Linked DNA regions of Homo sapiens: region 2 is linked to region 1. A link is a contact called in ENCODE Hi-C data. All regions are on one chromosome and are shown on one strand. Each heading gives the region's core, a stretch centred on a gene start or an enhancer-like site at or near the end of the contact. The rest is flanking DNA. Distances are from core to core; before and after follow the strand shown. Region 1 holds the start of KCNH8 (potassium voltage-gated channel subfamily H member 8). Region 2 overlaps KAT2B (lysine acetyltransferase 2B).

Region 1 (2,859 bases), core at 300-2,799:
GGCGCGCCCCCGCCCAGCTAGCCTAGAGCCTCTGCCGGATCTTCTCGAATTTCAACACAAAGGGAATCCTCGGCCGCAGGAAGTGCATCACGAGAAAGGGGGCCTGGGGGCGGGGAGAGGGGGATGCCGCTTCTCTCTCTTCTCCCCCTCCCTCCCGGAGCCCAAGGCAGACGTGACGAAACCCGCGGGGTCCCCCCCGAAGCCCCAACAGCCGAGATAATTGAAACAAGAAACCCCCTTAGTAAGGGGGCGGGGGGTGGGCCCTCCCTCCCTCCTCCCGCCACGCCCGAGTTCCTGGAGATCAGAGCTGCCTCGCCGCGGCTCTGACACCTGTTTGCTTTTTCCCTCCTTTCCTTCCGGGTGCACTAGCACCTGGGCTTACGTTTGTTTTTCTACCCTGGGGCTCTCAACTTCCCTTCCACACTCCACCTCCCTTGCAGAGTTTTCTATAAAGTTCGGGCTCTGGGTGTCCCCTTGCACTCCCCACAGGGCTGTGCCGCAGGCTTGGGCGACTTTCCCCGCAGAACGTTGGCCGAGAGGGAGTCCCCGCGGGGGGGGCCAGGGGGGAGGACTGGGAGAGACCACTTTCGTTTTCTGAGACGCCTTCAGTTCCTGGCCGTCCGCCAGGCTTTCTTCTTGGAGGTGTCAGTCTTCGGGAGTGGGGGCTGGGGAAAGGGGGGCAGGCTAGGGGATTTGTGTTTGAAGCTATTTTTGGAAGGCAGCCTTACTGTTTTTACTTACGTGGTATTTTGCAAATTAATAAAAATAGCAAACTTTTCTAGAAATGCTTTATTCACATTTTACCGGAGAATGGGAAACCATCCATTGTCCGTTCAAAAGGCTATTTTTTTAAAGTTTGGGATGGCTTGGGGAGGCCAATGGCAATTTGGGGAGAAGGGCTGAAGCACCCCTTTTTGGAGCTCGGGGCCAGTTTCCCGGACTAAAAGACCCTGGTGACTGGGGATGGGCCTCACAACTAACTCGGGCTGCCCTGCCCCTGTCGCGTGGGCTCGCAATGGCAAGTGCTCCGGAAGGGGGCCGCCTCCCCGTGGGGCTCCTGGCTGCCTCTGCTCCCTTGGACACCACTGGGGGGCCTCCCCCTCCTAAGTTCTAGGTTGAGGCCGGATACCTGCCCCGACCTGTCTCCTCCCTTTCTCCAATACCACACCCACGGGACTCCAGTCTCCCCGGGAGTGGGACGGAGAGGGAACAAAGGGGTCTTTGTTCACTGGCTCCCGGGGCGTGGGAGTTGCGCTCGCTCTCCTTTCCCGGCGTCCCGTGGAGACCGGGAGGCTCAGCGCCTCTCCCAGCTCTCAGCGCCGCCCTCCCAGACCCCAGAGACGTCGGTCAGGGCGCGGCGCCCCGGGCCACTGCGGGCTCTTTCCGGGCGGGCGACGTGGGGGGCGAGGCACCGCGCGGCGGCGCCTGGCGGGCACTGTTGCCCGCGGAGGGACGGTGGGGGGGTTTCAGCAGCTGGCGGGGGTGGAGGGGGCGGGAGAGGGAGCCTGCGCCGGGCTGAGCCTGGAGGTGCGGGGCGGGCTCGGGGAGCGCTCTTGGGGCTCCTCCTGCCACAGCCGGGGCGGCTGGAACTCTCTCCCTTTCTCCCTCCATCCTTCCACTTCCCCTGCTCGGCCCCGCCGTCAGGCCGGGTCCCCCTTCCCTGCCGTCATCAGGTTCCCCTTCTCCCTTCTTGGCACTTTCCTTTCGAACCATCCTTCTGGACAAACTTTGATGGAGAATTTCACACCACGCTGGAAAAATGCCGGTTATGAAAGGATTACTGGCGCCGCAAAACACCTTCCTGGACACCATCGCCACCCGTTTTGACGGAACACGTAAGTCTTACACTTGAACGAGTGGTATGGCATTTTCTGAGACTGATTTTTCTCGTACACATTACTTTTGCTCCCACCTTCCCTTTTGCACCAGCGGAGTGAATTTTCTTCTGTTCTTGCCAAGGTATCTTTTGTGCGGAGAAATTTGTTCCCTCATGGTTTGGTGTAGTATTAACACTTTGTATTGGTGTAATAGTTGGCTCTCTTGAGTTCTTGGGTTTGTTAAGGACTGAAACGCAGCCTGAGGAAAGACCGACGCCCGTATTCACTGTGGGACCTGCATTTTGGTGTATCTTTAGGGAATTGGTTGTAATTTTCTGAGGTGAAAAGGGGAATATCGGTGTACCTAATCTTTCTAGAGTTTCAAGGCTCCCTAGATCAAAAGGAGAGCTTGGAGTGTTCTTTCTTGGAGCTTCATTCCGTGATATATTTCGGATAGGTATGATTTTCTATCTGAGTTTAAGAAATGCAGGATTGCCAAGTGTAAGCTTTCTGTAGAATTTTAAGTGTTGTGAGTTTGTCAGAACCTTGATTCCTGCTTTTGAGCTAGAATAGCGTATCTTTTAATCCTTAAATGAGCCTAACACTCAAGCAGAGGCTGTTCAGGAAGAAGGACATGAATAAAGACGATTTGATGATAAGAGAAAGTTTTTAGTTTTTTTTTTTTGAGTACGAATATTATTGGACATTTAGCTCATTTAAGCTACAGTAGGAAAAAAAATAGATAGGATGTTGTGTGGTTGCTAGCAGACGGTTCGTTATCATCTGCAAGTTGTTCTCTTTCAGGACCACGGTCAGGTCCCCACTCCTTCTCAGGCTTTTCAAGCTCTCTACTTGACCCTGTGGATCTTCCTAGCTGGCTTTAACCCTGTAATTAGGAGTCTGTACTACCACCCCTAACAAATGCTCTCAGTTGGTTTCACTACGAATATCCTCATCTTCTTTCTAGCTTATCTTGCTTCTGTGCACTGTCTTCCATTTTTCTGTTGAGACTCAGAGAAACTCATTTATCCTAAAGTCCTTC
Region 2 (3,057 bases), core at 38-2,537, 910 kb after region 1:
TGTGCTGCTGCACTGTAGTTTGGGTGACAGAGTGAGACCCTGTCTCAAAAAACAAGACAAAACAAAAAAACTCAGGAAGGTATATGAGTGTTATGAGATCAGTGAGTTAAAAGCTACAAAGTGAGACAAAGTTTTAGCATATATTCTAGAAGTCTGTATTATATTAGTAAACTTAAAAATCAATTGTATATGAAGGCATTCTTTAAACTACTATTTATATTTTTTGTTACTTTGTGGCCCACTTTAAAGTCTACAATAGACTTTCTTTAATTGTTCCTTTACCATTTAGGCTTATTTTTTATTTATTTTTATTTTATTTTATTTTTTTGAGATGGAGTCTCACTCTGTAGCCCAGGCTGGAGTGCAGTGGCATGATCTCAGCTCACCGCGACTTCCATCTCCAGGTTCAAGTGATTCTCCTGCCTCAGTCTCCCAAGTAGCTGAGATTACAGGCATGTACCACCACACCGAGCTAATTTTTGTATTTTTAGTAGAGATGGGGTCTCGCCATGTTGGCAAGGCTGGTCTCAAACTCCTGACCTCAAGTGATCCATCCTCCTCGGCCTCCCAAAGTGCTGGGATTACAGGCATGAGCCATTGTGTCCGGCTTTAGACTTATTTTTTTTTGTTTTTGTTTTTTGTTTTTTTGTTTTTTTTTTGAGACGGTGTCTCGCTCTGTCACCTAGGCTGCAGTGCAGTGGCGCGATCTTGGCTCACTGCAATCTCCGCCTCCTGGGTTCAAGCAATTCTCTGCCTCAGCCTCCTGAGTAGCTGGGATTACAGGGGTCTGCCACCATACGCAGCTAATTTTTGTATCTTTAGTAGAGACGGGGTTTTACCATCTTGGCCAGGCTGGTCTTGAATTCCTGACCTCGTGATCCACCCTCATCGGCCTTCCAAAGTGCTGGGATTGATTACAGATGTGAAGGAGATGGATGCATTTATTTTGGAAAAAAGTGTGAATAATGTCTCTAATGGTCCACTTGGAACAATACATCACCTAATATCAGGAGGAGGTTTAGGGTAATCTTGTCAGTAACCTCAGGGCAAGTTGTATGGGGTTGCTTCCATTAAATTCCATGCCATCCTAATCAGTCCCCATGCGTTGTGTACTCTTGGCTTGTGCAGCTTTTTGCGAGGTTTGTGTGGTATGCAGGAGGTTCCAGAAGTACAAGGATGAGACCTGAGTAATATCATAGTGATTGATGGTGGCAGTGCCAATTTGCATCAGCTCTGACAAGCTGGTGTTGAAACTAGATGGCAGAATGCCAAAGATGCCAAGGTCAGCATACTTTGAAATAATGAAGTGAGTCATGTAACCCAGGATTGGCACATACTCACAGGACTACCTGACTCATCCCACCTCGAAAGGAACACATCTGTGAGCACCGGTTAGGGGCCTGTGGCCACTTCTCTGCTACATGTGCAAAAGGAAGCAAAAGCCACAAGGAGCCCTTTTCTTGTTGAGGAGACAGATATTAAGTGAAAGAAAAATTAAAATGAATAATCAAGCATGAAGTCAATGCAGAGAGAAACCATTGTGAGCCAGGGGGAGGTGAAAGGGTGGGAGAGAGACCCAGCCCAGATAGAGGGAACAGAGTAAAACCAAGCAGAGAAGCAAAACTGTTGTGAGCCAGACGTGAGAGTAGTTTAGAACATGGACCTGGGCACCAGACTGCCTGGGTTTGAACCCTGATGTGTGACTATGGGGAGGTTACTTATGCTTTACAAGCCTCAGATTTCGCAGCTGTAATGTGGAGACAGTGATATATGTCAACTTTTTCCGTTTACTCAACAAATTGTTATTTAATGTGCCAGGTGTTGATTTAGATGCTGGTGATACAGTGACAGATGGGTCCTTATTCTTGCAGAGCTTGCTTTCTGGTAGCAGAAGCAGACAATAAGCCAGAAAATAACAGAAAGTGGTAAGTGCCTCGCAGAGAATGAAAACAGAGAATTAAATGAGAATGCCTGGGGAATTCCTCTAGATACATGCCCAGGAAATCCTTCTGCAGAAGGGACACGGACCGAGGCCTGCATGATAAGAAGTGAGGAAGAGGGTGCCGTGCAAAGACTCTGGGGCCAGAAGTGGCTTGTCGTGTGTGAGGCCTGTCAGGAGACCTGTGTGGCTAGATGGAGGTGGGTGGGGTGGGGGGTATGAGTGTAGGAGATTAGGTGGAAGGGATAAATGGGGGCCAGATTGCCAACATATAATTTTTACACAGTGATGTCAAGATCTTTAGTTCTGATACGTTTCAACAAATACGTATCAAGACAGAACTTTTCCATCCCCCTAGAAAATTTCTGCCTGCTCCTTGCCATTCAAGTCTCTCTCCCTTGGAAGCAAGCACTGATCTGATTTGTGTCACTTTAAGTTAATTTAGCTATTTTTCATATAAATGTTACCACATAGTACATACTGTTCTTTCACTCAGTATATTTTTGAGATTAATCCGTGGTGTTGGATGCATTGGTAGTTAATTTCTATTTATTGCTGAGGAGTATTCTGCTGTATGGACGTACTAGTTTGTTTATCTGTTGACTTGTTATGGACATCTGGGCTGTTTCCAGTGAATTCAAATTAGATTTCCGGTTTGAAGTGACCCCTCTGGCTGCTCTGAGAAGAATAAAGTATATGAGAGAAACAGTAGATAAAGAGGGCCAGTTGGAAGTTATTATAGTCTAGGTATGAGTAGATGGTGTCTTGGGCTAGGGTAGCAGGAATGGAGGGGTGAGAATTAGTTTGGGCTATATTGTAAGGGTAGAGGCAACAGGACTTAATTTGTTACAAGGGAGGTGGTGATGAAAAGACAGAAATGAAGGATAATGTCCAGGTTTTTGGCCTGAGCAACTGAATGGATGGTAGTTCCATTTACCAAGATAGAGAATACCATAGGAGAAGCAGGTTTGGGTAAGAATAAAGAGTTCTTTGTTGGAGGTGATACATTAGATATGTCTGTTAATAGACAAATGCTATTTTGAGGATAAAATGAAATAATGTATTTAGTAACTTGGTATAGAATCTGGGACATTCTGAATGCCTCATAGATGTCAGTT

The links. A loop is a pair of places that touch in the nucleus more often than their neighbours do. Pooled maps may share reads with other maps.
Region 2: a pooled map shows a loop between it and region 1 (2.8-fold over the local background). The contact joins the enhancer-like site here to the promoter of KCNH8 in region 1. A Hi-C loop is called at or near these places in 4 of 168 maps with a recorded cell type or tissue (B cell, CD4-positive, alpha-beta memory T cell, CD8-positive, alpha-beta T cell and 1 more), 1 of 37 single-sample maps with no recorded cell type and 13 of 50 pooled maps.

The regions. Positions count from the first base shown.
Region 1 is chr3:19,146,961-19,149,819 of GRCh38, forward strand. KCNH8 (potassium voltage-gated channel subfamily H member 8) reads left to right here and starts at 1,550. Exons shown (of 16, transcript NM_144633.3): 1 at 1,550-1,835. The coding sequence starts at 1,760. RefSeq lists enhancers at 1-398, 399-992 and a silencer at 1-111.
Region 2 is chr3:20,053,489-20,056,545 of GRCh38, forward strand. All of the region lies in intron 1 of KAT2B (lysine acetyltransferase 2B), which reads left to right. Among named protein-coding and RNA genes, the nearest start is that of KAT2B, 15 kb to the left of the region's middle. RefSeq lists an enhancer at 1,470-1,709. Within about 2 kb of position 1,288, at least 18 of the 41 ENCODE cell types and tissues checked have a DNase peak (open chromatin) inside an H3K27ac peak, as active enhancers do; they include B cell and CD8-positive, alpha-beta T cell, where a contact is called at or near this core.